4 separate regions of the Homo sapiens genome follow, and regions 2, 3 and 4 are each linked to region 1. Evidence: chromatin loops called from intact Hi-C (ENCODE). Cell type or tissue: sigmoid colon. All regions are shown on one strand. Region 1 overlaps LRIG1 (leucine rich repeats and immunoglobulin like domains 1). Region 2 overlaps LOC105377142 (a long non-coding RNA gene). Region 3 has its middle 190 kb from the start of LRIG1. Region 4 overlaps LOC105377141 (a long non-coding RNA gene).

What was found. Hi-C counts contacts between places; a loop is a spot of excess contacts. Peaks named below come from ENCODE experiments on the same cell type or tissue, not always from the same donor. Only the 100,000 strongest peaks of a DNase experiment are listed, where the experiment ranks them.
Region 2: it touches region 1 in a loop (3-fold over the local background); 3 of 110 quality-filtered maps call a loop at or near these places.
Region 3: it touches region 1 in a loop (3-fold over the local background); 3 of 110 quality-filtered maps call a loop at or near these places.
Region 4: a loop joins it to region 1, with 2.1 times the contacts of the local background. A loop is called at or near these places in 5 of 110 quality-filtered maps.

What each region holds. Positions count from the first base shown.
Region 1 is chr3:66,415,104-66,423,103 of GRCh38, forward strand. It overlaps LRIG1 (leucine rich repeats and immunoglobulin like domains 1), which reads right to left. Exons shown (of 19, transcript NM_015541.3): 4 at 2,026-2,163. Among named protein-coding and RNA genes, the nearest start is that of LRIG1, 82 kb to the right of the region's middle. RefSeq lists an enhancer at 6,854-7,379. In sigmoid colon, a CTCF peak has its summit at 3,414; a DNase peak (open chromatin) is centred at 3,528; H3K27ac peaks cover 1,057 bases.
Region 2 is chr3:66,706,768-66,714,767 of GRCh38, forward strand. The region is part of intron 2 of LOC105377142 (a long non-coding RNA gene); the gene reads right to left. Among named protein-coding and RNA genes, the nearest start is that of LRIG1, 210 kb to the left of the region's middle. In sigmoid colon, no CTCF peak of the experiment used is centred here; a DNase peak (open chromatin) is centred at 3,094.
Region 3 is chr3:66,688,841-66,696,840 of GRCh38, forward strand. No RefSeq gene overlaps it. Among named protein-coding and RNA genes, the nearest start is that of LRIG1, 190 kb to the left of the region's middle. RefSeq lists an enhancer at 6,027-6,196. In sigmoid colon, no CTCF peak of the experiment used is centred here; DNase peaks (open chromatin) are centred at 3,341 and 4,861; H3K27ac peaks cover 248 bases.
Region 4 is chr3:66,606,784-66,614,783 of GRCh38, forward strand. LOC105377141 (a long non-coding RNA gene) reads left to right here. Exons shown (of 3, transcript XR_940934.2): 3 at 350-463. Among named protein-coding and RNA genes, the nearest start is that of LRIG1, 110 kb to the left of the region's middle. RefSeq lists a silencer at 6,500-6,713. In sigmoid colon, no CTCF peak of the experiment used is centred here; a DNase peak (open chromatin) is centred at 3,348.

The DNA.
Region 1 (8,000 bases):
GGCCTTCCTCATTTCATTATAGACACCAGACCTCTCTGGGTCTGAGTTGGGAAGATGAGTTAAGACACCAGAGGGACAGGTTTCCAGTGAGATGTTTATCAGCCACAGGCTTTGGATGGGGAGCTAGAGAGATGCAGGTGTTAGGACTGTGCACCTAAGCCCTGAGGGCAAGGCCGATTTAGTCGAAAGCATACTGTCCTTGAAGCTGCTGGGCCACCCCAAGAGGGTGGGAGTGAAAGTCAAACACCCCCATGCCCACTGACACACCAGCCCTGCGTCAGGAGCCACCTGCAGGACTCTTCTCACCACCCAGTGCCCAAGGTTGACGTGAAAACTCCTAGAAAGCAGAAAATCAACTGAAAGGCAAGGTCAGTGTTAATTTAATAATTTAGAGAAATAGCCTTTAGTTTTGAGGTGGGTCTTGCTATATGAACTACATAACACATATGTATAAACCAATTCATTTCTGTAATTGTAAATGCCTCAAAGAAACACTCTAGCTGAAGAGACCTGTGCAGAATCCCTTCGTAAAACAAGCAATATGTCATGGTACCTACACTTACAGCGTGATTAAGTCGGGGCATCTCCCGTGACAATACAAAAAGGCAGACACCGCTTCTCAAAAGGCACAGAAGTCTGCAGCTCAGATCTGTGCATCTTGCTGTATGCAAATTATATCAAGTAATAAAAAAGAAAAGAAAGTACAAGGAAGAACAATATGGCATTCCTGTGAGAAGTGGTTTCCAACACCTCTCCTCTGCCTTCCCCAAACAAATGCTGCTTTTTCTGGCCTAAGTGAAAAGGAGAAAGACCAGAGAGGATTTTCTGCCACAGAGGGTGGAAGGGAGCAAGGCACTTTTTGTCTCTCCAGCAGATAGTGGCCTAGGACAAGGCACATAAGGATTCTTTGCAAATGGGGCTGGACTGTTTGTTCTCAACACCTCAGATTAAAGAACAGCCTGTGTGATGAAGATATATCACCCAATAGCTGCCAAAATAGAAAGTCCCTCCCACTTTTGTGCAGGGAGAGGTCAGAGCAACTTAGTGTAGCAGTTATGGTTTCTCTGTCCCAAGCAAAGTGGTGTCACGTGGACACCTTTTGAGGGCCCACACTGGAGGCTTCACAAAAGCCAAGGCCTCCTGTTCCCAACTCTGGCGCCCTAATGCAGGCTAAGAAAGAAATCACTCTTCTTCTTGCAGTATTTACTTGGAAAATCCATGTGCCAAACCTCACCCTCCCTGAAAAGATGGGTCACAATGACCCCTAAACCAGCCTTGCGAATGCGTTCCAAAGTTAACTCTGGAACAGTAATGACACACGGAATGAAAACTCACCTGGAATTGGAAAACGTCTCTTTAGCCTGGGGTTGCAGTTTCTTTCCCAGAGTAACACTTTTCCTACCAACAAGTAGTTGATTAAGTAGGTTTTAACTTTTTTTCCTTCCTGTCTACCATCCATTGTGTGTGAGATGGGACATTAATATGGGTAAGAGAAACAGACAAATCTAAAAGGTGCTGAAAACCCACATAATAGAGTAACTGCCCTCCCCCAAACAAACCCAATGACTTGTTTTACAGTGCATGACACTAGAAAGATAAGCACTGATAAGCTAAGCCCTGTTAGACAGGCTTCCAATGTGAATCCTCTAACCATCCTCCCTGAATCTCCTCTGGAAGCATTTCTGAGAGGCAGCCAAGGAAATGGGAAAAAAAGCAGGCTTTGTGGTCAAGATCGATCTGTTCTTGAGTCCTAGACTCTCGTCTTGGAGTGCTGAGTCCTTCCTGCCTCTGTCCCTTGTCTGTCTGTAATGTCAGGATAATGCTGCAGGATCTGGACGTGCTCTATGCATGGGGCTCGCCCCTGCCCTGCTCAGGGAAGGTCTGAACCATCCCCACTGACTCGGCCCAGCCGTGGTTGAGAAGGGAAGGAAGCATCCCTCCTGCATCCAGAACTGGGTGCCGGTGAAGCTGTTAGCTGGCTGGACACAGCGGGCCAGCCACAGGTGGCAGAACAGAGGCACTTACAGCTCCTTTATAGGCGGTCCGTGTGGAAAGCAGGTGTTCCGCACTTCCGTGATGTTGTTCAAACTCAGATCTAACACTTCTAAGGAAAGGTAGGCCTTCAGCTGGCTCCCCTCCACGCTGCGAATCTTGTTGTGCTGCCTGAAACACAACAAGGGAGGTGACTTGAGCATCTCTTTTTGCAAAGTAACTACAAGAAACTAGTATTCCTGCACCCCACCCCCCACCAATATAACTACAATGCAGTGACGCTCTTAAAAATGAGATCTCCTGTTTCTTTTCCCATCAAGTTATTACCTGCTGGCCAGATGCTAGGAGAATATTGGATTTTCAATCTGGGACAAGTTTATCAAAGTTCTATCCCTAGGCTTCCCTCTCCAAGGGCAACAACACAGCAGTGACACTGAAGACCATGTGAGACCAGCATGACCTGACCAGAATCCACGGATGCACTCACCATAAAGGATGTGCCCTGTCCTGTGCAGCCAGACAGCTCCAGTCCAACTCTCACCCATCATCCTCAGACCTAGTCCAGCCTCATAACTTACAAGAGCCATAGGCACCACAGCCCAGAGTTCACTTTAATCCAGTTTAACACATCATTACACACCTCACATTTTACCAACACCTACCATATACCAGACACAGAGGATTTAAACAAAAAGAAAAAGAAAAAAAAAAAAAGATTACGACAAAATCCTGACAATGTAAAATGGGAAAGAGGAGCTCACTGCTGAGTCTAACTGAAATTGAGTTCCCTGAACCTCCCGACTCTACCATTAATATTAAGCATTGTGCCTCGGTTTTCTCATTTGGAAGATGGGGCCACAACCCATCACTTCAGGGATAGGGACGATCCAGCCTAAAACCACATAAAGCATGTGGCAAATCTGAAGGTAAATGTTTAGTGGTCACCACCTCCCAAGACAGGAATGTTCCACTGTAACTTGTGTTTTTTTTTTGTTTTGTTTTTGTTTTTGTTTTTGAGACAGAGTCTCGCTCTGTCGCCAGGCTGGAGTGCAGTGGCGCCATCTTGGCTCACTGCAACCTCCGCCTCCTGGGTTCAAGCGATTCTTCTGCCTCAGCCTCCCAGATCGCTGGGATTACAGGCACGTGCCACCACACCCAGCTAATTTTTTAATTTTTTTTAGTAGAGACAAGGTTTCACCGTGTTGGCCAGGATGGTCTCGATCTCCTGACCTCATGATCCACCCGCCTTGGCCTCCCAAAATGTTGGGATTACAGGCGTGAGCCACCACAGCTGGCCTGTGCGCACCTTTAATCTACTTTCTGTCAAACCCACTATATAAACAAGCAACAGTTATAAGTCAAGAGAAAGACGAATGCTAGCCAAGGCTAGAGGTAGCTAACCGCCCTGTTGTGGGTTTGGCGCCGCCTGGCAGAGTCAAACCACTGCAGCCCTCACTCCAATATTAGACACTTAGGAATCTGCTGGGTGGTGGCGCTGGGCCTCTAGGTTGCAGGCACTGGCACTCGAGCCAGTTCTGAATAAACAGTGTCAGCATCTCTGGCCAATCAAAGCATTCTTGAACACAACACAAGTAAGCCAGGCGTCGCTTACCAAGTGGCATCTCCTTTAAACAAACACTTGACCGAATCAGTTCCAACAGGCATAAACAAGGACCTCTTTCCCAGAAGCTCTGGGGCTTCTCGTGGACTCCTTTGTTTTTTTCATGCGTCTCCCAGGCCCTGAACTCGAAAGTCCATTTCCAAGGGTGCAACTCTGCACACAGAACCTCCCCGGCATGAAAGGACCCTTTCCCTTCCTCTCCTCCCCAGCCCCCAAAGCCACTTCCTTTGAGTTCTTTATTAAGTTCTTTAATAAAGATAGTCTCCTCAGTTTTCTGGCTCCAAAGGAAAAAAGAAAAGAAAACCTTTATTATGTAAAGTATGGGAAGAAAAGAAACAAGAAATAAAGGCGACAGAGCTGAGTCTTATCCGGGAACTGTGAATGTGGTATCAGGGCGCCAGGAAAAGGGTCTGTGCTGGACAGAAGGGCCGGGCGCCACCGGCCCAGAAAGGCACAAAGAGGGGGTGAGGCCTTACATTGCGAAGCCGTGGGACAGCTGCAGGCCCAACATCTCTCCCACGCCAGTTCTGTCCTCTCCCCACCTCCTCCTCTGTCTCCTCAGTCTTTGTCTGTGGTCCGGTACCTTTTGCTCCTTGTCAGTCTTTTCATTCGCTGAATCAAACACAATCCGGGCCCCACTCTGCATAAAGGACCCTGTGCAGAAGACAAGTCTCTTTCACCCGCTGGGAAAGTTCCCCATTTGGCAGAAGAGGCAGCCGTGGAGATGGGAGACAAGGGTGTGTGGGAGTGAGGGCCACAGTGGCAGGGTCTGTGAGAGGAGCAAGGGAGTGCACAAGGTGCCAGGGCGAATGTCTGAGGGTAGGATGCTGAGGCCAGGAGGAGACAGGTAGGCAGAAGCCAGGAGCTTGGATCAGATTGCAGAGCTAGTAGGGTGGGCAGGACCACAACAGCAAATGCCTCGCAGCCCAAGCTAACAAGTTGGGAATGGATGCCACAGTGGGCCAGGAGAGAGATGGCGGCAATACAGAGACAGGCACAAGAGACCCTCTGATTAGGTCCTACCCACCCTACCAGCTCCACCCTCTGATCAAAGCTGCTGGCCTCTCCCCACCTGTCTCCTCCCAACTTCAGCATCCTACCTTGAAACACCCTGCCCTGGTGGGGGCTGGAGATGACAACTAGGGGCATCAATAATGATTCAAAATGTTCTAGCTTGGAAATGGAAGATAACCATGCCCATGGGCTACTGACTAGACCTTCCCTTCCATCCTTGCCCACTTACAGTCTATTCCCAACCCAGCAGCCAGAGAGACCCGCTAAAAATAAGTCACTTCAGGCATCCCACGGAATAAGAGAAAATATATGCAAATCACATTTCTGATAAGGGGCTAATATCCAGATATAAAGAACCTCTACAACAACAACAAAAAACAACCAACCTGATTTTTAAAATGAGCCAAGAATTGAACATTGTTCCAAAGAAAACACACAAATGGCCAAGAAGCACATGAGAAGATGATCAACATCACCATTCATTAGGGAAATGTAAACCACAACCACAATGAGAAGTCACCTCACACCCACTAGGATGGCCACTATTAAAACAAAACAAAACAAAAAAACAAACAGAAAATAACAAGTGTGGGTGAGGATGTGGAGAGAGTGAAACCCTGTATGCCAGTGGTAGAAATGTAAAACGGTGGTGCACCTGCAGAAGAAGACATTATGGAGATTCCTCAAAAAATTAAACAGAGGCACACCATATGATCCCACAATTCCACTTCTGCATATCTAAATAACTGAAAGCAGACCTCAAAGAGACATGTGTATCCTCACATTCATAGAAGCATCACTCACCACAGCCAAAGGTGGAACAGCCCAAATGTCCATCAATGTTGTATATACATGCAATGAGATATTACTCAGCCTTAAAAAGAAAAGAAATTCTAACACGTGCTACTGAATGGATGAGCATTGCGGACATGATGCCAAGTGAAAGATGCCTGTCACAAAAAGACAAATGCTGTATGGTCCACTTATGTGAGGTAGCTAGAGTAGTCAGATCCACTGAAACAGAAAGTAGAATGGTGGTGTCCAGGGACCGGGGAGACCGCAGAAGGAAGATCTGTTGTTTAACGGTGTATTAGTCCATTTTCATGCTGCTGATAAAGACATACCTGAGACTGGGCAATTTATGAAAGAAAGAGGTTTAATTGGACTCACAGTTCCACGTGGCTGGGGAGGCCTCACAATCATGGCAGAAGGCAAAGAAGAGCAAGTATGTCTTACATGGATGGCAGCAGGCAAAAAAAAGGGCTTGTGCAGGGAAACTCCTGTTTTTAAAACCATCAGGTCTTATGAGACTCATTCACTATCATGAGAACAGCATAGGAAAAACCTGCCCCCATAACTCAATCACCTCCCACTGGGACCCTCCTATGACACATAGGAATTGTGGGAGTCAATTCAAGATGAGATTTGGGTGGGGACACAGCCAAACCATATCATTCTGCCCCTGGCCCCTCCCAAATCTCACATCCTCACATTTCAAAACCAATCATGCCTTCCCAACAGTCCCCCAAAGTCTTAACTCATTTCAGCATTAACTCAAAAGTCCACAGTCCAAAGTCTCTTCTGAGACAATGCAAGTCCCTCTGCCTATGAACCTGTAAAATCAAAAGCAAGCTAGTTACTTCATAGATACAATAGGGGTATCAGTATTGGGTAAATATAGCCATTCCAACTGGGAGAAATTGACCAAAACAAAGGGGCTACAGGCTCCATGCAAGTCCAAAATCCAGCGGGGCAGTCATGTCTCACATCCAGATCACGCTGATGCAAGACGTGGGTTCCCATGGTCTTGGGAAAGCTCCACCCCTATGGCTTTGCAGGGTATAGCCTCCCTCCCAGCTGCTTTCACAGGCTGGCGTTGAGTGTCTGCGGCTTTTCCAGGTGCCCGGTGCAAGCTGTCAGTGGATCTACCATTCTGGGGTCTAGAGGACAGTGGCCCTCTTCTCACAGCTTCCCTAGGCAGTGCCGCAGTAGGGACTCTGTGTGGGGGATCCCACACTGCCCTAGCAGACATTCTTCATGAGGGCCACACCATATTTCCCTTCCACACTGCCCTAGCAGAGGTTCTTCATGAGGGCCCCGCCCCTGCAGCAAACTTCTACCTGGGCATCCAGGCATTTCCATACATGCTCTGAAATCTAGGCAGAGGTTCCCAAACCTCAACTGTTGACTTCTGCATACCTGCAGGCTCAGCACCACATGGAAGCTGCCAAGACTTGGGGCTTCCACCCTTTGAAGCCATGGTCCGTGCTCTATGTTGCCCCTTTCAGCTACAGCTGGAGCAGCTGGAACACAGGACACCATGTCTCTAGGCTGCACACAGCACAGGGACCCTGAGCCTGCCCCACGAAACCACTTTTTCCTCCTAGGCCTCCAGGCCTGTGATGGGAGGGGCTGCCGCAAACATCTCTGACATGCCCTGGAGACATATTCCCCATTGTCTTGGTGATTAACATTCAGCTCCTCATTACTTATGCAAATTCCTGCAGCCAGCTTGAATTTCTCCTCAGAAAATGGGATTTTCTTTTCTATTGCATTGTCAGGCTGCAAATTTTCCAAACTTTTATGTTCTGTTTCCCTTTTGAAACTGAATGCCTTTAACAGCACCCAAGTCACATCTTTAATGCTTTACTGCTTAGAAATTTATTCCATCAGATACCCTAAATCATCTCTCTCAAGTTCAAAGTTCCACAAATCTCTAGGGCAGGGGCAAAATGCTGCCAGTCTCTTTGCTAAAGCATAACAAGAGTCACCTTTGCTCTAGTTCCCAACAATTCCTCATTTCCATCTGAGACCACCTCAGCCTGGACATTATTGTTCATGTCACTATCAGCATTCTTGTCAAAGCCATTCAACAAGTCTCTAGGAAGTTCCAAACTTTCCCACATCTTCCTGCCTTCTGAGCCCTCCAAAGTGCTCCAACCTCTGCCTGTTATCCAGTTCCAAAGTCACTTCCACATTTTCAGGTATGTTTTCAGCAATGTCCCACTCTACTGGTACCAATTTACTGTCTTAGTTATTTTTCACGCTGCTGATAAAGACACAAAGACTGGGCAATTTACAAAAGAAAGAGATTTAATTGGACACACAGTTCCACCTGGCTGGAGAGGCCTCACAATCATGGCAGAAGGCGAGGAGGAACAAATCACATCTTACATGGATGGCAGCAGGCAAAAAGAGAGTTTGTGCAGGGAAACTCCAGTTTTTAAAACCATCAGATCTTGTGAGACTCATTCACTATTATGAGAACAGCACAGGAAGGACCCACCCTCATAATTCAATCACCTGCCACTGGGTCCCTCCCATGACACATGGGAATTGTAGGAGTTACAATTCAAGATGAGATCTGGGTAGA
Region 2 (8,000 bases), 290 kb after region 1:
AGGGCTGTTGTGAAGACCCCAGAAGGAACACATATAAAGCACTTCATTCTATGCATGGTGCATACTAGTCAATACATCCAAGTAATTTTTTTAAAAAAATTAGAAAACCAATCAATCAGTCAAGAGTGATTGAGTACTTGTTTGTTGGACACTGTCTTGAGGCAGTCCTAGGGAAGAAAGAGTAAGGAAGAGAGAATTAAGAAGAGGAGAAGGAGACACAATCACAGGTCTCAAGTAAATCCCAGAATATACGTGGAGAGGCAAACACATACGCATGTGGAATTATTTAGTATTTCCACAGCAACACGCCAAGACACATCACAAATAGAGTTATAGAGCACACATAAGCCATTTGAAGAAAGCAAATGTTTAAAATGATATCACTGGAGACAGGAAACTGAAGGAGTCCCTAGACAAAGTCAGAGCTGTATTAAGTTTCTTTTTTTAATGTTTCATTTTTCAGCAGGATATTGACAAGAGCTGCTGTCATATGGAAACTATTTTTTAGAAACACCTGGAAGAACTAATTTGGGGGATTGAATTTTTTTTCTTTAACACAGGCTTAACATATAACAAAATACAAGGTGTGTCTGAGATGCAAACCTGGTAAGAGATTAGATCATCAAAGCTAAATTACCTTAATTTCCATATTATTTCTGAGAATAGCTTGAATAGACCTTTTGGGTCACAAGCCACCATTTGTGAAGAACTCATAGACATTTTTGTAAGGCTCACAATATTCAAAAGGCTATTTTGATATTTTTCTCATAAAGACATCTCTGCAAAAAAAAAAAAAAAAAAAATCAAAAGAAGACCAGGAGCAGTGGCTCACGCCTATAATACCAGCACTTTGGGAGGCCGAGATGGGTGGATCATGAGGTCAGGAGTTCGAGACCAGCCTGGCCAACATGGTGAAACCCTGTCTCTACTAAAAATACAAAATTAGCTGGGCGTGGTGGCATGCGCCTGTAATCCCAGCTACTCTCGAGGCTGAGGCAGGAGAATCGCTTGAACCTGGGAGGCGGAGCTTGCAGTGAGCCGAGATCACGTCACTGCACTCCAGCCTGGGTGACAGAACAAGACTCCGTCTCAAAAAACAAACGAAAAAAAAAAAACCACCATAAAACCAATTTAACACTTACTGGTCTAGAAAAATCAGATCTGTTCATATACATGGGTAAAATGGTTTTTAGCTATCCAAAACTACAATTTTTATTCGTGGCATGTGTGAGTGCTGTACAATTCACATAAATCCCATATTTGATTCTCACAAGAAACGTAAGACACAAGGACTATTATCACTTCCACTTTATGGATGGTGACATTGAAACGTAGAGACGTGTAGTAACTTGCCTAAAGTTGCACAGCTAGGAAAAGATGTAGCTGGAATTTGAACTAAGGATTTATGTTGTTAAATCTACTTTCTCTACTATTCTTACCATAGAGCTGTATTTAGCTTCATAAGTGTTTGTTTTGGGGGAAGGTTGCATGTTTCTGATTTATCTTTCAAGAATATTTGCCCAAATCAGTGACTGGACCCAAAAAAAGAGCTGGGATTATGTCTTCGTGAGCTCAATGGATACATAAGAATGCTCTTTTTCAACAGCAGGCACATGCGATCTCTATTTGACCACCTTAATGTGATTCTCCCTAGACAAACTCTTTCCTCTTTATTTTTATTTCTGTCTCCCATACACATTTTCTCAGAGAACAACCCAGTTTACCACAAGCCTGAATGTTGGTGCAAGAGCGTATCTAGAAAGACCCAATATTTGAGAGACTTCATTCTATTTTCCCATCTCCACGTAAGAGACCAGAATGTCAATGTCATGGTGGAGATGGAGGTGAATAGGGGTGTGGTCCCTGTCTATACCTCCAGCAAGTTATGTAATCAATCATGACCCCCAAGATTTGTGACCTTCTTAAGGAAATGATGATGCCCTTCTCATCATTGTACCTTCTAGCACAGTGCCTAGTAGAGAATCCTCAAAAACGATTGGATGGAAACTTGGGCCAGTGTGGATCACTAGAACTTCTGCAGTGATGGAAACATTTATTATTTGCATTGTCCAATATGGTAACCTCTAGTCGCAGGTGACTACTAAGTGCTTGAATTAATGGCTGCTAAGGAACTTATTTTAAATTTTTATTTTAATTTAATCAATTTTTAAATTTGAATAGACCCATGTGACTAGTGGCTACTGTACTGGACAGCCCAGTCCTAGGCTATAAAATCAGGAAAATAATTCCCCATCTGTTTATCTTACAGCTTGTGGTGAGGAATACATGAAATAATGAATAAATTAAAGATAGTATCATATGAGGAAATCAGATGGTTTGGTTTAAATCCCAGTTCCATTACCTTCTATCTCTGTGACCCTTGACAACTTTATTTAACTTCCCTGAGCCTCAGTTTTCTTATGTGAAAAATGGATTTAATGATAACTACCTTTTACAGGGTAGTTAAGTGGATTAAATAATAGGTATGAAAAGCCTAGCACATCACTTGACAGACAGAAAGTGCTCAACAAACTATTTTTAAAAATGAGGGTATTTTGGAATGCACAGAGCTCTGTATAGGGGCGATATATGATTATTAGCAGAAAATGACAGGACCCGTGTTTGCTCCCCTAAACTGTGTCTTCTTCTCTGGAGAGGACATGGCTGTGTTGGCTTCTCCCTTTTCACAGCCACTTTTTGGTCATATACTAGATAGCTCACAAATATCTGATGCTTTAGATGCATCCCTGAAATAATTCTCTGCTCCTGGAATAGCTTGGCTTTCCTGGAGTGACATGCATGCTGTCCCTGTGCCACCGAGGAGGTCAGGATGAGGTCTGCTCCCAGGTCTCCTCTGCCTGCCTCCTGACACTGAAACTTTGCAGAGAACAACTTTGTCTAGACAAGCAGTGGCTCGTCTGGCTGCTGCAGCAGCTAGCATCCTCATTGTTTCTCTCTGTGTTGGCTGCAAATTCCTTTTTCTGTTTATCCCCTCAGGAGCCTAGGCTCTGGGAGTGTAGCATGGGGGTTGGAGGGAGAAAAAGCAGACGTTCCCAAGACTGTCATTGCCATGGGCACCAGCCATGTTTGTGGTGCTGTTACTGATATGGCCCAGAGATGGCATGAACATCAAGTTGTCAAGGACAGCCTACTGGTTCTAGTTACTGAAGCTACCACCAATGTTTTACAGTGGATTCCCTGCCAGCCACCAGACTGGGAAACTTCAAATTGTTTAAAAGAGGCACCTCCTATCCCCCAGCCTGATGCTGGAGCAAGAGAGCTACTCACAGTGCCTGAAATATATCCTGGTTCTCATTTTTCCTCTGCTCTTAACTCTACCCAGAGACCATCGTGCAGATCTATTCTGCAGGTGGGAAATGGAGGCAGAGCAGAACAGACTCGCAGACTTCGATCATTCCTTCAACGAACAGTTGCTGAGGGCAACAATCCCAAGTGCTGACTGTTGCAGAGCGAGTCTAGAAGCCAATCCCTTGGAATCTTAATATATATTGGCTTGTGGCCGGGCGCGGTGGCTCACATCTGTAATCCCAGCACTTTGGGAGGCCGAGGCAGGCGGATCACGAGGTCAGGAGATCAAGACCATCCTGGCTAACACTGTGAAACCCTGTCTCTAATAAAAATACAAAAAATTAGCCGGGCGTGGTTGTGGGCACCTGTAGTCCCAGCTACCAGGAGGCTGAGGCAAGAGAATGGTGTGAACCCGGCAGGCGGAGCTTGCAGTGAGCCGACATTGTGCCACTGCACTCCAGTCTGTGCGACAGAGCGAGACTCCATCTCAAAAAAATATATATATAGATATATATATATGTGTGTGTGTGTGTGTGTGTGTGTGTGTGTATACATATATAGATTTGTTTATTTACAATCTGCCCCTGCCAATAGAATGTGAGCTCGTGGAGCTCGTGGAGCCCAAGGATTTTGTCTACCACTGTAACCCTAAAGCATGGCATGTAGATAATCCTTAATCAATATTTGTTGAATAAATGAAGGACTACTCTTTCCTCATCGATGAGTCTTTTAAACAAAACATGTACTTAGAAAGCCCGTGACTATAGCTCTTCTTCCAAAAGTACCAGCTCTATTGATGTGGCAAACACATTGACTCACTGACTCAATATTTGATAATCATTTCCCTCCTTCCTTCCATCCCTTCCTTTCTTTCCTCCATTCTTCTCTTGCTCACTTTTTCATTCATGTAATATTTATTGAACATCTATGATTGGCAAGGCACTCTGTAGTGTACATCAATAACACAGAGCCTTCAACACATTTGTCTTTGCTTATCTAGTGTGTTTGGAAAAAAAGAAAAAACAGAAATAGAGACCTTTCTGTTGTGTGAAGGATGAAGATTTATTGGTGCTTGGAGAAATTGTTGAAAGATGGAATTAAAACTAGAGACACAAGTTGAACTAGGCAGTTTACAGCGACATCCTGAAAATCACCTAAGGGAAAAATTGTAAGGCTGGAAGGGAAGATATAGTCTTACTGTGATGTTTTCATGGTAGGAATATTTCCTGGACTAAATCACAGGTTTAAAACACACAACACAAATCCATTCTACTGCAAAGACAAACTTAAGTTCATACGATGTCAGCTGGCAGTATAAATAGTCTGGAATCTGGGGTGACAAAGATACAGAGTACATTGGTCTAAAGCAAGGGTCAGCAAACTATGGCTCATGGACCAAGACTGGCCCACAACCCATTTTTGTAAATAAAGTTTTATCGGAAGGCAGTCATGTTCATTTGTTTATAAATTGTCTATGGCTGCTTTTGTGCTGCCACAGCAGACTTGAATAGTTGTGACAGAGACCATATGACCTGCAGAGCCAAAAACATTTACTCTCTGGACTTCTATAGAAATTTACTGATTTTGGTCCAAAGCAAAGATCCTCTCATGCCAAATGAGATTCTTTAAAAGAAAACAAGTCTGGACACGGTGGCTCATGCCTCCCTCACTTTGGGATGCCGAGGTGGGTGGGTCACCTGAGATCAGTGAGTCTCTCACTGAGGTCATGAGTTCAAGACCAGCCTGACCAACATGGTGAAACCCCGTCTCTACTAAATACAAAAAATTAGCCGGGCATGGTGGTGTATGCCTGTAATCCCAGCTACTCGGGAGGCTGAGGCAGGAGAATCGCTTGAACCTGGGAGGCAGAGGTGGAAGTGAGTCGAGATTGTGCCACTGTACTCCAGCCTGGGCGACAGAGCAAGACTCTGTCTCAAAAAATAAATAAATAAATAAATAAATAAAACAAAATAAAATAAAACAGTCCTCACATTTAGCTTGGTATATTGATGTTTATACACCTGCTTTCCCTACCAATGAAAAGCAGTCCACAGTTCATATCATTACATCATCAACCCCAATATGTTATTGTTCTCTCTTTCTGCAATAGGGCTACTAAGCTAATGATCTGAGATAACTTTCCATAAGTGAAATACTGAACGGTCAAAGTATTTTTACTCTAGGCTTCCCAGACCACTGCCCTTTTGTTGTCTCATGCCAGAGCTGGATAAATAATCAGATCAATTCATGTTTGCATTGAGGCTTGATTTGGCATACGGCAGCCTTATAACTGAAGATTTCTTCACCTGTGCTTGCTTTGTGGTTACAGATCTCAAAATGCCCATAAACTTGATTAAACTTGTCCCTTGTATGCCTCCTCATTTCACATGCAGATTGTTTGTGATTCCGAGTTACATAATTCTCAGTTTCTCAATAAAGCAACCAGCAGGTGGTATGCCTTTTTGTTTGAAGAGTTACCTCCCTGTGTAAAAATGTGGAGCCAGGTGTCTCTCACTGAGTTCAACGGATCCAAGCATTTAGACCTCCTAGGACTTTCTTAAAACCTAGCCCTGATTTTTTTTTTCATGTAAAATAAATATTTTGAAAGAGGGACCAAAGCATTTGATCATTCTCTCTTCAGTTACTGCAATGCAAAAACTGAAAAATGGGATCCTTTTCGCTGTTCTGGTAATAAGACCTTAGTGAAAGATAATCATTTAAACAGCAGTTTCCAGATACACATTTACTATAATCCTCACAATCCAATAGAGTTATTTTTACGCTTTTACAAATGAGTAAAGTGATGCTCAGAGTTCCAGTAATTTACCTAAGGACACACAGCGATTAAGATAGAGGGTCCAAACCTATACTCTTTCTACTCTGCTATTCTTCCCAAGAAAGGCATGGAAATAAGGACTACAGAGTTCTCTGTGATCATTACCTACAGAAATGGTGGATTTCTCTACATTTCTTATAGTCCAGTAGGTACAGAACCCTATTACTAATGAAAGTTGGTTTACCTAATCTTAACTAGTATGCAATGACCAATTATTTTTGTTGTTATTTCAAATGAAAATGAAGATGGTGGACATTTGGAAGGTGATGGTAGAATATAGAAGAAAGAATAAATTAAATTTCATTTTCACTGGAGAAGCACTATAAAGGAATAAGCTAGATCTGAATGAGAAGGTGAGGCATAGTCAAAGTTACCTTTAAGAACACAAACGTACTTAGGGAGGCTGAGGCAGGAGGATTGCTTCATCTCAGGCATTGGAGACTAGCCTGGGCAACATAGCGAGATCCTGTCTCTACAAAAAACTGAAAAACTAGCCAGATGTGGTGGCATGTGCCTTAGTCCTAGCTACTCAGGAAGCTTAGGTGGGAGGATTGCTTCAGCTTGGGAGTTTGAGACCAGCCTAGGCTACATAGGGAGAACCTGTTGCTACAAATAATGATAATAACAATAACAAGCCAGGCATGGAGGAGTGCACCTGTAGTCCAAACTACTTGGGAGGCTGACGCAGGAGGATTGCTTGAGCCCAGGAATTCAAGGCTGCAGTGAGCTATGATCATGCCCCTGCACTCTAGCCTAGGCTAAAGAGCAACACCTTCTCTCTAAACACACACACACACACACACACACACACATACACACAAGCAAACATTTTTTAAGACAAGGAATGTTTATTAATTGACTCTTACCTAAAGCTTGTTGATAGCTTTTCTATAAAGCCCCTCCTGTCCTGTTATCCCTGTTGCCTGTTTTCTCATTCATTCACCCATTTATTGAGTGCTGACTAAAGGCCAGGCTTTATGTGAGATCTTGGGACTATCAGGACAATATGGCCTGTATTTGCTCTCTGGAATCTTGAATTTAGGGCCTCCATGTTGAAACCATCCTCCTCATTTCCCCACTGATGAAGACAAAGAAGGCTAGATGAAGAACTACTGAAATACAAACACAAACAGCATGGCACATAGAGAGAAGCTTGTCCCTCACTTTGAAGTTTTATCCTAGAGATTTTCCACAGGACATCTCTTTCTGTCTCATCATGGGCTCTTTCTTATCTCCTGAGCCCTTAAAACCACAACTCCAAGTTCAGCTTCTTTTGATCTGCGGGGATATAGGTTAAGAAAGAGATGGGGAGTAGCTGCTTATTTCAGCTTCCCAGGCAACCCAAAGGCAGGGAGAAGACGCAGAAATAAAATATTGCTGCAGCAAGTTAAACCTGCACTCTCCCTTCTAGGCAGTCATCCTCATTTAAGGGTCCTAGGAAGATTGGGGTCAGTGAAGATGATATCCTAAACATCCAATTCTCATTAATAACTGAGACCATTTTATTAATCCATTCTTTAAAACCTTTAAAAACGTATATTTTAAAAATAATACATGCTGATAGAATGCACAACACCAAGAGTGGACCCTGATGTAAACTATGGACTTTAAGTGATAATGATGTGTCAATGTAGGTTCATTGATTGAAACAGATGTACCACTCCAATGGGAATACTGGCGGTGGCGGAGGCTGTGCATGGGGCAGTTTGGTAGAGGGTATATGGGAACTCTCTCTACCCTCTGCTTAATCTTGCTGTGAACCTAAAACTGCTCTTTAAAAAGTCTATTTTTCAAATGTCATACACATTCATAGGCTCATTATAAGAACTTTAAAAAGTTGTAGGAGAATACAAAG
Region 3 (8,000 bases), 270 kb after region 1:
GTTTGTATTCAGTCAATTGAAATATGTGAAAAAAAAGAACTTATTCTGTTAGGGTTACAATATGGCAAAGGACCAAGTCCTCCCCATCTTTTCCTTTTCTAACCTTGCTCATTAAAAGCACTGAATCTATGGGCTGTTTTGGTTTCTCAGGGTCTTATCATGCTTACAAACAAAGATGCAGCTGTATAGGTCCTTAGTGCTGCTTCTGTTGGGGCTGCTTCTTTATTCATATTTAACACCTTCCTTACCTTAAGGACTTGCAATAATCAGGCAGAGCTTCAAAAAATCAGATCCTGGGAGTAAGACATTTTGACCAACACTTCAGTTTCTGTGAAATACATTTTTCCTCTTGTTCACCTTAAAATACCATGCCCACCTCCATCAGACTTTGGAAAGGAAGAGGACTTTGTGGGTTAGTGAGCACATTAGCTTTTAGGAGGGCAGAACTTGAAGGGCAACAGGTTGATTATGCTCCCTTCCAAAACACCACCCAAGATTAGGAGCTGGATCGTCAGTTACTGAGGAAAGGCTCTGAGACCCAAACCAAATGGTGTTTTAGTGTTGGATATTTTCCTTTTGCCCCTCCAGATCCACTCTCCATAATTCCTTACCAGCTCTGGGCATAGACTCCATCAGCGGGCTCCCTCGCCCTCTGACTTTCCATTAAATGCAGTCAATTAGAGGCATTGTCAAGAAATGTGAGAGCGACGCCCGCAGTGCTCATTTCCCTTGCTCCTTCCTCTGCAGTTTGGTGGTGTCTTTCTCCTGAAGGCCACAACTCCTGTGAGGCAGCCCTCAAGTACAGCTAGAGCTATCCTCTCCAGTTCCAGGAACTTCCTGGTTTCGTCCCCTTTCCCCTTCGAGCTTGGGGTGATACAGCCCTTCTGTAGCTAAGCACAACGTTCCGACCCACCTATTGCTGGTTTCCCTTAACCCAACCCACATTTTTATAAACAACTCTACACTTTTGTGAAATTCTCCTCAACTGTACCATGGAAAGGAGCCATGTGTACCCTGCCAAGACTTTAGGCCACACTTCTCTTGATGTTCAGTAATTTTTTTCTCGTTATGCCTTCCCTAAAGAGCTAAGTATAACGTCTGCTAGCCGAATGGCAGTGATGGCTTCAAGATGAGGCCTCTTTACGTGATCTTGTGGGATGAGGAAAGCTTCATGGCAAAAGAAACACATGTGAGGCCAGATGTGCTCATTGAAATCAATCAACATTCATCAAAGGCATGATGCCAGGATTCACCCTCAACCTTCAGAGATTTTCTGATCTAAGTAAGTGCAGCCTTAAAACACTGGCCATTGACAGTCTCTATCTAAAGCTCACACCAACAATCCAATCAACTCAACAAATGCCTTAAGAGTACAGTGAGGAGTGTTGGTTTAGGTAACCAACATATAGTAGATGTTCACTATTTGTGACACACCCTGCTACTCGCTCTGCAAACCTACCACATTTCACTTTAGTCTTCCCAACTCCCCACACAGCACATATTATTACCACCTTACTGATGAGGAAAGCAAGGCACAGAAAGGTCAGGTAACTCGCCTGGGACGCACAATGAGCAGAATACCCAGCATTCTGATGTAGGTCTGCGGGACTCCAGCCAGGCAGGCTCTGAAGGTTTAGAGAACGTTCTCAGAGAAACAGCATTGCAGATGATAGCCTTGTATATAAGTCCAGGCTCTCCTGGCCTGGGTGAATTACTTTGAACACCTTACCTAACTTTTCTTTTCTTTTTTTTTTTTTTTGAGGCAGAGTCTCACTCTGTCACCCAGGCTGGAGTGCAGTGGTGCAGTCTCAGCTCACTGCAACCTCCGCCTCCCAGGCCTAAGTGATTCTCCTGCTTTGCCTCCTGAGTAGCTGGTACTACAGGCATGCACCACAATGCCTGGCTAATTTTTGTATTTTTAGTAGAGATGGGGTTTCGCCATGTTGGCCAGGCTGGTCTCAAACTCCTGACCTCAAGTGATCCACCTGTCTCGGCCTCCCAAAGTGCTGGGATTACAGGTGTGCAACACCGTGCTTGGCCTGAAGACCTTACCTAACTTTTCTGATTCTTACTTTTCTTAACCATAAAGAAGACAAAACAGTTTCTACATTCCAAGTTAATTTTGACTATTAAAGAAATAATATGGAGGAAGGATTTTTAAATTTTTAACGGTTGTAAAAATACGATTTATTCCTTTGGTTTTCTTTTCCCAATCCCCTAGTACCTTGGAGGTAGCGAATCTGATTCCAGTTTCCATTTCCATGAGATAACCGACAATAGACCAGATGAGCTCTGACTTTCTCAGTAGCAATGTTAACAGTCATAACGATGCCAGTAAAAACAATAATAATTATGCTTCTATGAACAACTCACATTCACTGACCACTAATATGTGCCAGTCACTTTCCTTGGATTAACTGATTTAATCCTCACATCCCCTCTGTGGGTAGACATCATTATCATTTTTTGGATGAGAAGACCAAGGTTCAGAGAGCTTAAGTAACTTGTCCAAGGTCACACTACTATGAAGAAGCCCCATTGGGGTTTGAATTTACCTCTACCCCTGGAGTTGCGCTATTGAATACAGTAGTCACTGATTATGTGTCATACAGCACCTTAAATGTGATTGGTTGGGATGCGCTGGATTTTGAATACTTAATATTTTAAAAATGAAAACATTTCATTAATCATGGTATACTGATTACATATTTTGGATATACTGGTTTAAATAAAATATATTATTAACATAAATGACAATTTTTCCTTTACTTTTTAAAACACAGCTACTAAAAAAATTGAAAACTACATCTGTGGCTTGCATTATACACCCATTGGACAGCACTGGAGTGGAGCAAGAGCTCTGAGGCCCTGCCCCAGCCTTCACTGGGCCTAATTCTAAAACTGCACCATGTACAGTAGCAACAGAGAACAGCAGACATTTGCTTTTTCTCTTTTTTTTTTTTTGAGACGGAGTCTCACTCTGTTGCCCAGGCTGAAGTACGGAGGCCCAATCTCGGCTCACCACAACCTCTGCCTCCTGGGTTCAAGCGATTCCCCTGCCTCAGCCTCCTGAGTAGCTGGGATTACAGGCACACACTACCATGCCTGGATAATTTTTGTATTTTTAGTAGAGATGGGGTTTCACCATGTTGGCCAGGCTGGTCTTAAATTCCTGACCTCGTGATCTGCCGGCCTCAGCCTCCCAAAGTGCTGAGATTACAGGCGTGAACTACCGCGCCCAGCCAGACATTTGCTTTCCATAACATTTATGGGGAGCAGGGGTGGAGGAAGGGACCAAATCCATATTTGTGTGGCTTCCAGAAAGCTACAGCTTTGCAGATTTATCTTCACCAAGAGAGGGATCTGCTTCTTGGGGCTATGACATGTGTGTCTCTAAATATCCTGGTGGTTGAATCCAGTCTGAAAGCAAACATTTCAAAGCCTTTGGCAGAAGCTGTTTAGAGACAGGCTTTCAAGCCATCAGGCCAGCAGATGATGTTTACTTCTTATGACAAAATAGTGAAGTCAAAATTGTATTTCATAGCAGTTACTTTTATGTCCTGAGAATAGAAAAATCCCTTCCAATGACCAAAACACCCCTGCACAACCTCAAATCCCATTAAATAAGTCTGTGGCTTTGCCACTTTGTGGAAAACAGTGCTTCATCTTTCCAGTCCAGACAGGTCCTTAACCTCCTGAGATACTTCTTGCATTAGCAGAAGGTGAGTGTGTGTGTATGTGTGTGTGTGTGTGTGTGTGTGTGTGTATTTCTCTAAACAGACTGATTACGGCCAGGTTCAAAGGTGCACCACCATGTTCAGAAGGGCAATTTGGAAGGCACAATGTTTTCCTGCAAAATGGTTGGCTGGCAACAAAGACTGGAAGAAACAATGAGCAATATGCACCTCGCACAAAGGGCTTTGCACTTCCTGAAGTTGTTCTGCACTCACGATTTCACTGGCCCCTTTTTCACATGTGGATGAGGGAGACGAGGAAACTCAGGCCAGGCAGAGTTTCTGCTTAGCACTAGGGTGAAAGGATAAGATTTGGAATCAGTGGGCTCGCACTTAAGTTTTTGCTCTGCTTTTCTAGCTGTATGGCCCTGGGCAAGTTACCAAACTTCTCCGCGCTTGTTATGTCTTATTTGTGAAATGTGGCTAATACAGACTCAAAAGGTTATACTCTATGATTTCATTCCTATGACATTTTAGAAGAAGAAAATCTCTATCAGAGGTTTCCAAGGGTCAGGGCTGGGCTGAGAGAAGGCCTGCCTACAAATCTTTAGCACAAAGGAAAGTTCTGAGGTGACAACGGTTCCGCATGTTCATCATGGTAGTTAGGAAAACCCAGAAGTAACTGTACAGCAAAAACAAAAAGTGAATTTTACTGAATGTAAATTCAGAACTATTTATCCGATAAAAAAATAACTAGACTAAAAAAAACTCCTCTCTGGAAGGTTGCTGTGGCATTTGAGTTTATACAGTAAACAGCAGGGAAACAACTGAAACCTACTTCTTGATATTCCTACTCTGGTATTTCTAGGTCTGCCACTGCCAAATAGAAGCATAGGAAATGGAATCAACCAAATTTAATTTCAACTCTCAAAAGCAGTGAAGAGGAAAGAGGCTCATGATCCAGGGCTGGAACTGGAATGCTGATGTGGTGACAGCTGAGAACAGGTGGGAGATGGGAACTGGCAAACTAATCTGTACGTGACTCTCCCTGCACGGTGAATTTACCACTAAGAGAGTTTGCAAACCTTCTCCCTGTCCTCTCTGCTTGTCCGTGGTGTTCTTCAGTGTACCCCAGCCCCAGCTCTTCCTTGCCCCACTGACTCTAAACTTTCTCACCGTTTCACACAGATCTAGTTGTGTCTTGGTTATTTGTTTCAGGCACGCTGCCAGCTGGCATGCTCTGTCTACTGCTACAGAAAACAAATCTCTCCTCCATTTCTCATGTGTTACCAGCCTAACAAATACACTACTGTCTATGTTTTACACTGATTCGTGCAAATGACCTGGCTCTTTTCACGCGGAGTGCTTTCTGCAGGCTGGGATTTAAAAAAGATGGTGTGGTCCTCTGCCTGGGCAAAGAGTATTTTTAGCCGCTAGGTTTTAGTTAATTACACTAGCTGTTGCTCATCATGGCTCTTGGTTTCTTTTGTGTTGCTGAGGGGAGCGGGGTCAGCTTCTGAATCTAAAGCATGTGGCTTTGAAACATAAGTAAATCTTTCTTCAGGGTCCCAGCTCTAGTTCTCAGGGATTTCCTCATTGCATTTTCATTTTTAGGATGTTCTGAGGTTGTTTTTTTTCTTTTTTCTTTTTTTTTTTTTTGAGCCTGTCACCCAGGCTGGAGTGCAGTGGCACCATCTCGGCTGACTGCAAGCTGCGCCTTCCGGGTTCACCCCATTCTCCTACCTCAGCCTCCCAAGTATCTGGGACTACAGGCGGCCGCCACCGCGCCCAGCTAATTTTGTTTTTTTTTTAGTAGAGACGAGGTTTCACCTTGTTAGCCAGGATGGTCTTAATCTCCTGACCTCGTGATCCACTCGCCTCGGCCTCCCAAAGTGCTGGGATTACAGGCGTAAGCCACCGTGCGCATCCATGTTCTGAGTGTTTTTGATGCGTTTGTGGTGGGATGCGAGGAGAGAAGTGGTTTCCTCCTCACACCTTGGGTTCTTTTCTATCTTTGCTTGGGAAATTGGCTTTTATTTGCTTTGTAGCCTCTCCTCTCCTTCCTGTTAAGAAAGTGATTATCCATGCACAAAATGGAAAGTTTTCAGGCTCAAGCATGCTTGTGAAGGGGAGTTGGAGATTTGGAATTGTTTTGGTGACCTCCAGGAATAAAACTAGGAAATTCAAGGGAGCTGGTTTGTGAAGGCTTCTAATTAGAAGTGCCCTCAAATGCCTTCATATGTAGTGATGTCCCTATCAACAGAGGCATTCGAAAGGAGGCTGGAGGGCCACTTGCTGAGGATACTTGAGAGAAGCTTTATGCATCCTAGAGGGGTTGGTGCTTTCAGAGTTCTCCTAAGCTCAAGCCTCTGTGATTCCACATGACTCCTTAACTTGGAAAGTAAGACACAGACACAGAAAGGGCATACAATCAACCTTTTCTGGAAATAGGTTAAAACAGTGTAGGGGCCAGGTGGAATAACTCACACCTATAATCCCAGCACTTTGGGAGGCTGAGGCAGGAGGATTGCTTGAGTCCAGGAGTTTGAGACCAGCCTGGGTAATAGAGTGAGATCCAATCTAAACGACACACACGCGCGCGCGCACACACACACACGCGCCTGGGCAACATGGCAGAACCCCGTCTCTACAAAAAGACAAAAATTAGCCGGGCATGGTAGCGTACGTCTGTAGTTCTGGCTACTCAGGAGGCTGAGGTGGGAGCATCACTTGAGCCTGGGAGGTGGAGGTTGCAGTGAGCCAAGATTACACCACTGCACTCCAGCCTAAGGGACACAGTGAGACCCTGTCTCAAAAAAAAAAAAAAAAAAAAAAAAGAAAAAAGAAAAGAAAAGAAAACCTGAAACTAACAAAAAACAGTACTGGGCTGGATATCTTCTGTCTGTCTTTCTTGCTTGTTCTACTTTCCATCCTTTTAGATTTTTCCGTGTCCTGAGAGGCTGACACATATGGGTCACTTCAACAGGCTCCTGTGCCCTCTGGCTTCCAGGGGATTTCAGCCACTGGGGAACCCAGGAAGATGATCGGAGGGGAGGTGGACAGTGAGGTCGGGGATTTTTCTCATCTCTTTCTCTATGGATTTGGGACATGGTGGGTAAAATATCTCTCTCTCTCTCTCTCTCTCTCTCTCTCACTCTCTCTCCCGTTTCTATCGCCTTCCCTGTCTCAGTTCCACTTCCTTCTCATGTCTTTTCAGGCCTAGGGATAGTGAAACTCTCAACTTATTCAGTGTGAGTAGGCCATCTCTTTCTTGGCAAGACCCTGCCTGACACAAATATTCAACACCTACTCTGTGCAATGGAAAATATGGCATAGTTCTTTCCCTCAAGTGCTTTCCAGGATGGTTATGGAGATAGGATGAAAATCTTGGGAGAGGAAACAGATACATTTTTGTTGTGGTGGCTTTTGACACCATGGGCTCTGTAATCCTAGGACATAAGAACTGTGCCTATATACATGAGCTAACCAGACGAAATTCTGCTAAAAATCAAACAGACCAACGTTTCCATGAATTCGATCAAATAAATGTCTTATTTCTTGGCTTTCTGACAAAGAATTGACCGAATATTCCTTCTGGATGAGCTGTTTCAGCATAGTCTTCAGACATGGCCTCTGGCAGCATTTGTGGAATGACAAAGTTAACTTTGGGGGAATGACACACAATGGGGACCAGTGGTTTCTGGCAACCCCGGTGTGATCTGGGAGGGTCAGGATCAGAGGATGCATGTTGCAGCTGGAGCCCAGGATAAGGTTAGTATATCACACTGTGGGACCCACAGAGCTGCCTGGTCACAAAACAGAAGGAGTCTGAATTTCCCCAAGAAGAGGGAGGCGCCTGCAGAATCATTAGTAGGAACAGAAAGCCAGTGCCCCTTCTGGGAGGAGTGAGCGGGGAAGAAAAATGTCCTCATGTATTCATGAAAAGACAAAGATGCACACAAGGCTTCACCTTTATACCCCACTTTATGGAAATGGGCAAAGTGGTTTGTACATAGAGCACAAAAAATTGCGCACGGGTAGCTTTGACTTTCTGTCACAAACTCTCAGTTTTCCTTTAAACTAAAATGTGTCAAGTCAGGGGCTGTGCTGCATTTGTTCACCTTATCTCCAGGTCTTAACACAGTATCTGATCCACAGAAAGTGTTTAGTGAATCATTGTGGAATGAAGGTAGAATTGCTACGTCTTCCTTCATCTAAAGCAACATTTCTCTTATTCATCAAATTGTACGATTTTAACTCCCCATCTCTCATCATTTCTCCTCCTATTTCTAAGGAGTTCTACCTCCTATGCAAAGTCTGAGAATC
Region 4 (8,000 bases), 190 kb after region 1:
AGTATATAGTAATACGTGAAGAAAACCAAATGCTTTTCAAATGTCATCTTCCTAGAGAGGGATCCCCGACCCTCCTATTTAAAATTTCTAAGCCTCAACCCTCTCCATCTCCATAAGCCTGCTTTATGCTTGTAGCATTTATTTTCTATCTGTGGCAAAGTGATTTCTTTAATGGTCCCAACTAATGGCTTCCCTGTAACTGCATCTTTTGTCCTGTAACTTTATAGACTATTGCCTCTCTGGAGCTGGACTCCATCATGTGACTTTCTTTGGCCAATGAGATGTTAGCAACCATGATGTAAGCAAACACTTGAAAAGCATGTGTACATTTCCGTTTGCCTTCTTGCAGGATTGGGTTGTTTGCCTTTGTCCCTGTCTGACCATGGGAACATGACTGGGCTAGCTGGCTGGAGGGATAGGAGAGAGACATGGACCAGAATGGCCTAGTTTTGTCTAGCTGACCCCAGATGTATGAGCCCTCAGTTGCAACTTTGCCAGCTGCCTTCCAGACCTGGGAGCAAACCCAGCTGAGACCAGAAGAACTGTCCAGCCTAAATCACTGATTTACAGAATCAGGAGCTAAATAAATGATTATTGTTTTAAGCCACTGAAATTTGGGGTGGTTCGCTATATAGCACAGGCTACCTGATATGCTAACATACCATCTAATTTACTTACTTGTTACGTGTAGTCTCTCTCTCCCCCATCTAGACTGTGAGTCCCAAGAGGGTTGAGATTTTTGCCTGTGTTATTCAGAGCCATGCCCAGTGCCTAGAACAGAGCCTTACACACAGTAGGTACTTGATAAATACTTCTTGAATATTAAATGAATAACATATAAAGTACCCTACAAAATGGCACTTGGGTTGATGTTTAACAAATAGTGGCTAATATAATCATAAGGTTAAACATTTTTATGCCAGAACCAACATTTTTTTTTTTTTCATCAGGGTCTTCTGTTATTTTGCCCAAGGACATTGTTCAAAACATGGGAAAAATACAAGTGACCCTCTCTTGGATACATGTTGGTAGATGGGGGTTGGCAATAATGTCAGATAAGAAACTTAATTATTTTTCTTTCTAAATTGACTTGGGACTGTGGGCATTGTGGAGACATAGCCTCAGTCTCTTCATTTATTGGTTCTCTATGTACCTCCCTAGCAGCCCCAGTGGGTGCAGCAGGGCTGATATTTATGTGTGTACATAGAGCAAAAGAGAGATTATTTCCGCTAAGAGGCCACATATATAGCATATATATTATAGCATATATAATTTTCTTTCAAAATCATCATCACATTTGAAGTAATTAATTAGTTACCAGGTTATCTGTTTTATTTCTGTCTTCTGAACCAGGCTATATGCTCCATAAAGGAAGGGATCACTTCTATTTTACTCATTATTATACCCTCATCATCCAGCACGGTGCAAGTGTTCAAATATATTTGTTGAATAAATGAACCATGCCCCTGTTCATTTTAAGAATGTAACCTACTTGAACTGAAGGGCTATGTCTTTCTATGAACATGGTGTGAACTTGGCATTGTGGTAGCAGTTCACGTGTGTGCAATCGCTCTCATTTTTAGGCAAATAACAAGTACATTTTATTGAACCCTTACTACATGCCAGATACTGTTCTAAGCACACGGTGTACTAACTCACTGTGGAGGTAAATATTGTAATAAGTGCCATTTTACAGAAGAGGAATTTAAAACACAGTGCACCCCTCTTGGAATATTGTGTTGTACCTTGGGTAAGTCATGCTCCCTCTAAACGTCTGTCCCTCATCTATAAAATAAGAAGGTCAGGTTGGTTAGAGTAACTTTTTCTTCTATGTGTTCTAAGAAGAGCTATAATTCTGATATGTTCTGGGAAAATAAAGGCTTTTGTGGTGAGAAGAATTGTGTTCCATACCACATCCCTCTGGTTTACATTATTTCAGTGTAGCCATGTGGAAAGTTCCATGCATGTTCCCAGAGTTCTTTGTCAAATGCTTCTTTTGGCATCTCTTTGCTGCCTCAGAGCTTTCTCCAAAGACATGGAGAGCAGCTCCACCAGTGTCTTAGCCTGTTTTCTGCTGCTATAACAGAATACCATAGACTGGGTAATTTATGAAGGATATAAATTTCTTTGCCTCATGGTTCTGAAGGCTGGGAAGTCCAAGAGCATGGGACTGGCAAATGGTGAGGGCCTCTGTGCTGCATTACCTCATGGCAGAAGGCAGAAAGGCGAACAAGTGCATGAGATATCGGAAGGAAGACAAACTAATTCTTTAATCAGGAACCCACTCCTGTAATAACTCACTCACTTCTGCAATAATGGCATTAATCCATTAATGAGGGTATAGCCCTCATGACCTAATCACCTCTTAAAACTTTAAAATAGCAATTAAATTCCAACACGAGTTTGGGAGGGGACACTCAAACCATAGCATGTAGCTGTAACCCAGGAAGTGCAGGGCACTTAACTTCTTAGGGGCAACCTATAACCAACAGAGAATGTAAGCCCTGGTTGCTTCGCCTTTTAGTGGCACAATTTTTACGTATTTTTTATATGGTCCTTCTTAGATTTTCCAGCAATACTGATTTCTACTTGATCACCGTGGAAACCAGCCCATTATGCACTTTTATTGCCTTTTGCTTTTTCTTTTCATACTTTCCACCCCCTCATTTCTGATCACTGGAATCAACTCCCAAATAAACTACACTTGATACCAAGCTTTTGTCTCTGCTTTTGGGAGAATCTAAATTAAGTTACAATGTCAAATAATTTGGGGAAACACTATATGCTTGTTCTTCTCTCAGACATTCACGATACACACCAACACAGTCAAGGCTCTCAGTAGTCCTGTTGCAAACTAACCTGTCCATCCAGCTTTCTTCAGCTCAGGCTTTCCCAGACTTCACTGCCCGCGAACATTTTTTTATCCCTAACATCTTTCAAGGTACCCTGGAGTAGGTGTTCCATGAAATATGCTTTGAGAAATGTTGGCTGGTGTAGTCTCAAGGGTCTTGTCCCTTATTATTATTCTGGATGGATCCAGTAGCTTTAGCTGCCATTCCCTGGCATGGAGCCAACAGCCAAATAGAACTCTCTGGATGGGAGATTTCTCAGTGCCAGGGAGCAGGACCTTCAGACAAGGCCTCTCCAAAAGTGGGAAACCTTTTTTTTTTTTTTGAAAACCTTTTTTGAAAACCTTTTCTCTTAGAAAAAGGGCTCTTCCCCTTTTCTTCATGAGATGATCAGCCTCTGCGGGGGGCCAGGAATGTTTGGCTGGCTGGGCTGGGAGTGCAGCTGTGGGCATCCTGAGAAAAAGCTTCACTTTTGGATGACGCAGGAGCCTGGATGAGATGAACAGGAAATGTTTGCCAACCAGCCTGCCTGCCCGCACTCTCTTGCTAACAAGCAACCATGGGAGAATTTAACTGGCATGTGTCCAGGGAGGATAATTATTTCCTACAGTAGTATACAGAAGGGCACCTGGGAGACCCAGTGATTACAGGGGCAGGAGGATGTGCATGGAAGCCTGGGGCTTGGGGTCTGTGGCCTCCCAGTGGGGGCTGGTTGGTGGGAGTGAAGAGGGGTGACCAGCAGCCCATCCATCTTCCTTTCCCCCTCAAAGTCTCAAATTGAAGGAACAGTATTGGGGAGCTTGGATTTGGGGCATCGGGTTACACTTGAGGGAAATGCTTGAAAATGACATCGTTTTTAAAGAATGAAACCAGTGAAAATTATAACAATAATAATGGCGGTATCAATTTCTGAATTCTTTGTTGAAGAATGTACGCATACAGCCTTTTATCAAGTCTTTTATATTTGATGATTAGTCTGTGTTGGGACTTCTCAACCTCAGCACTTTTGACATTTTAGGCAGGATGAGTCTCTGCTGTGAGGGGCTGAACTCCGCACAGCAGGCCGCTTAGCAGCATCTCTGCTCTCTCCCCACCAAATGCCATTAGCACCTCTTTCCCCTCAATTGTGACAACCAAAAATATCTTCAGACATGACCAAATGTTCCTTGGGGGTGCAACACTGGTCACGGATGGGAGCCACTGGTCTATAATAAAGGGCAGTAGATTATAACGGTTAAAGCCTAGGTTTTGAGCCAGGTTTTTTGTTTTGTTTTGTTTTGTTTTGTTTTTTTGAGACGAAGTCTCACTGTTGCCCAGGCAGGAGTGCAGTGGCACAATCTTGGCTTACTGCAACCTCTGCCCCCTGGGTTCAAGTGATCCTCCAGCCTCAGCCTCCTCCCTGGTAGCTGGGACTACAGGCGTGCACCACCACACCCAGCTAAGTTTTGTATTTTTAGTAGAGACGGGGTTTCACTGTGTTGGGCTGGTCTCAAACTCCTCAGGCCTCCTTTGGGAGGCCACCTGCCTTGGCCTCCTGAAGTGTTGGGATTACAGGTGTGAGCCACCGCACCTGGCTTGAGTCAGGCTGTTTTGTCCAAATTCTGGTTCTACCACTTTTGTTGTGTGACCTTAGTCACACTATTTAACCTCTCTTGTGCCTCAGTTTTCTTACCTGTACAATGGAGATAATAATAGTATCTGCCTGATGGGGTTATGGTGAAGATTAAAAAGTTTAACATATATGTAAATAAATATTTTAAAGCGTTTAACACAGTCTGGCATATAGCAAGCTTTCAGTAGTGTAAACTCTTATTATTATCATAATCATCATGATTTTTTGTTTACTCTTTGCTCCTAGACTGTAAGCTCTCTGAGTGTAAAGACTAAGTCTTTTTATTTTTTAAACTATAATGTCTAGGCCAGGCGGGGTGGTTCATGCTTATAATCCCAGCGTTTGAGAGGCCAAGGCGGTCAGATAACTTGTGGTCAGGAGTTTGAGACCAGCCTGGCCAACATAGTGAAACCCCATCTCTACTGAAAATACAAAAATTAGCTGGGCGTGGTGGTGCACGCCTATAATCCCAGCTACTCAGGAGGCTGAGGCAGGAGAATTGCTTGAATCTGGGAGGCAGAGGTTGCAGTGAGTTGAGATTGTGCCACTGCACTCCAGCCTGGGCGACAGAGTGAGACTCTGTCTTAAAACAAAACAAAACAAAACAATAATGTCTAGCAGAGGTACTTAATAAACATTGAATTCAAGAAGAGAGGAAGGAAAGTAGGAAGAAAGGAAGAAGCTTAGCAATGGAACTTCCAGTGTCCAGATATGAGAGAGAAAGATTAAGAACCTTTCCCAGATTGCTGGCCTATGCACTGCAGTCTGAATCTAGGGCTCTCCCGGTTTCAGTCCACAACCTCAGGTGGAAGAGGGGGCAGGGGAGAGAAGCCACGCAAAACCCCAGGGGATGTGTAAAGGGGCCTAAATGCAAAACTTTAAGTAGGCATCCAGATGCATGGAGACGAGCTTGAAATTTCTTGGAGCTGGAGGTTGCAGGTGGGCTCTGTGCTAAGTAGAAATGATTGCTACAGCCTGGAAGAAGCAAGAAGCTAAGTAGGAACGTATGCTGTCTGCTTGTGCGCCAAGAAGGACTGAAGTATGGCTAAGAGTGTATTATTTACTCCTCCATTTACAAAACCCGTGAAGACCATCCATGAGCTTGGGGTAGAAGCCTTTAGATGGAGGGCTGAAGCAATGCAGTTGAAGGAGATAAGGCTTCAACTGACCACTCAGAGCAGGGTGGATCTTTAAGTGCTAGGATGCGGGAAGGCTCTAGAGCAGCATTGCCCAGTTGAACTTTCTGCAATAATGGAAATGTCTTGTATCTGTGTTGTCCAATATGGTAGCCACTAGCCACATGTAGCTACCAAGTATTTGAATTGTGGCTAGTGTGAAGGACTGAATTTTAAATTAAATTAAAGTAAAATTTAAATAGCTCACATGTGCCTAGTGACTACTGTATTGAACAACACAGGTCTAAAAGAAGCCATATGCCTTTAGGTCCCAGGCTCTCCAAGGACACACTGAGAGATGGTGGGCTCACTGCTCTCCTGGAAAATGATTAGGCATGAATCCCTATTACTTCTCACCCATATTCACGTGCCAGACAGGCTAACTGGTGCCCTGTTCCAGACCAACCGACCTACCTTCCTTCCTTCCTTCTTTTCTTTCTTTCTCTTTCTTTCCTTCCTTCCTTTCTCTCTTTCCTTCCTTCCTTTTCTTTCTTTCTCTTTCTCTTTCTTTCCTTCCTTTCTCTCTTTCTCTTTCCTTCCTTCCTTTTCTCTCTCTTTCTCTTTCTTTCCTTCCTTCCTTTCTCTCTCTCTTTCCTTCCTTCCTCCCTCCCTCCCTCTCTCCCTCCCTCTCTCCCTCCCTCTCTCTCTCTCCTTCCTTCCTTTCTTTCTTTCTTTCTTTCTTTCTTTCTTTCTTTCTTTCTTTCTTTCTTTCTTTCTTTCAGGGTCTCACTTTGTTGCCCAGGCTGGAGTGCAGTAGCATGATCATGGCTCACTGCAACCTCAACCTCCCAGTCTCCTGCCTCAGCCTGTCAAGTAGCTGGGACTACAGGCATATGCCACCATGCCTGGCTAACTTTAGTTTTTGTAGACACGGGGTCTCCCTATGTTTCCCAGGCTGGTCTTGAACTCCTGGGCTCAAGCAATCCTCCCACCTTGGCCTCCCAAAGCACCAGGATTACAGGCATGAGCCACTGAAACTGGCCCCATTCTACTTTCTTAGGCCACTAGTAACCTAGTGTGAGGGGAGGGTAAGAGAGAAACAGAGGCAACAACAACGATGATGGCAATTACTACATTACTGTTACTGACTACAATCAACAGCATTTGAGGAGAACTGAGTATGTGCCAAGTACTAAGCATTTCACATGGACCGTCACTCATTGGCTAAGTCCAGTCATTATTCTTGTCTTCAGACAGAGAAACTGAAGTACCCAGCCATTAAGAAATATGTGCAACAGTGCACTGTCAAGCTAGGATGCTACGTAATTAGAAATGAGGACTCTGGAATTAGGCTAACAACATTAGTGACTTAGAATCTTTTTGGAGAAGGGATCTATAAGAAAGTGTTAACACTGGCTACTTTTGCAAAGAAGGCCTAGGAGTTGACATGGGGGGTAGAAGAAATTTTTCCTTTTTCTGTATTTAAATCTTTCTGTATTATACGAAGCAAAAAAAAAAAAAAAAAAAAAAAAAAAAAAAAAAAAAGACCAGTGTGTACATAATATTTTAGTAAACGAAAAACTTATCAGGGCTCATCTTGTCATTGAGGGTATAGGCCTTTTAATTTTTATTGTTTTCTGTATTAGAGCAGCCAAATTAAGATGGAGAGAGCTCACTTTGTGCGTTTGGCCACAGTGGATCATGCTCAGTGCTCCTGGTGACTTTGTGGGTTTGCATTTTTTCCCTCTGAAGATGAGGCTCAGCGAGGAACCCAGGGCAGACAATCCCATTTATACCACAGCAGGTTCCTAGATGTTTTGACGTTGGATACAAGGTGATAAACTATCCTGGTTTGCCCAGGACTGACAGGTTTTCTAGGACATGACACTTCCAGTGCCCAAACTGGGAAAGTCCTGGGCAAACCTGGCGGAATTGCTGGTGCTGCTTGGAATGGGAAAAGGTGACACTCGATGGAGACTCCAACCCACACAGCTCCAGTAGCAAAAGAGCAGAGTCCTAGTAGGCTAGTACTCAGGTGGACAAGGGGATTGCCAAACCAAGGACATGCCTTATCTCCTCGGCATTGCTTGTTTTATACTTAGACTCTCAAAGACAGAGCAGACTGAGGAAATACCATCAACACCAGGCAGGGCTGCATGTGACTTTCAAGGGCCCAAGGACCTCACGTCTTCATAAGCCCCTTCCTTTATTTAAAAAAAAACTTAAAAATTACACTGAAGACTGCATTTGTATAAAGAGGAATATAATCCAGTCTGAATTTATTATTATAGATCTATTATTATTATGTTCATTTTTCTTCCTTTTTTTTTTTGAGACGAGGCCTCACTCGGTTATCCAGGCTGGAGTGCAGTAGTGTGATCATGGCTCACTGCAGCCTGAACCACCTGGACTCAGGTGATCCTC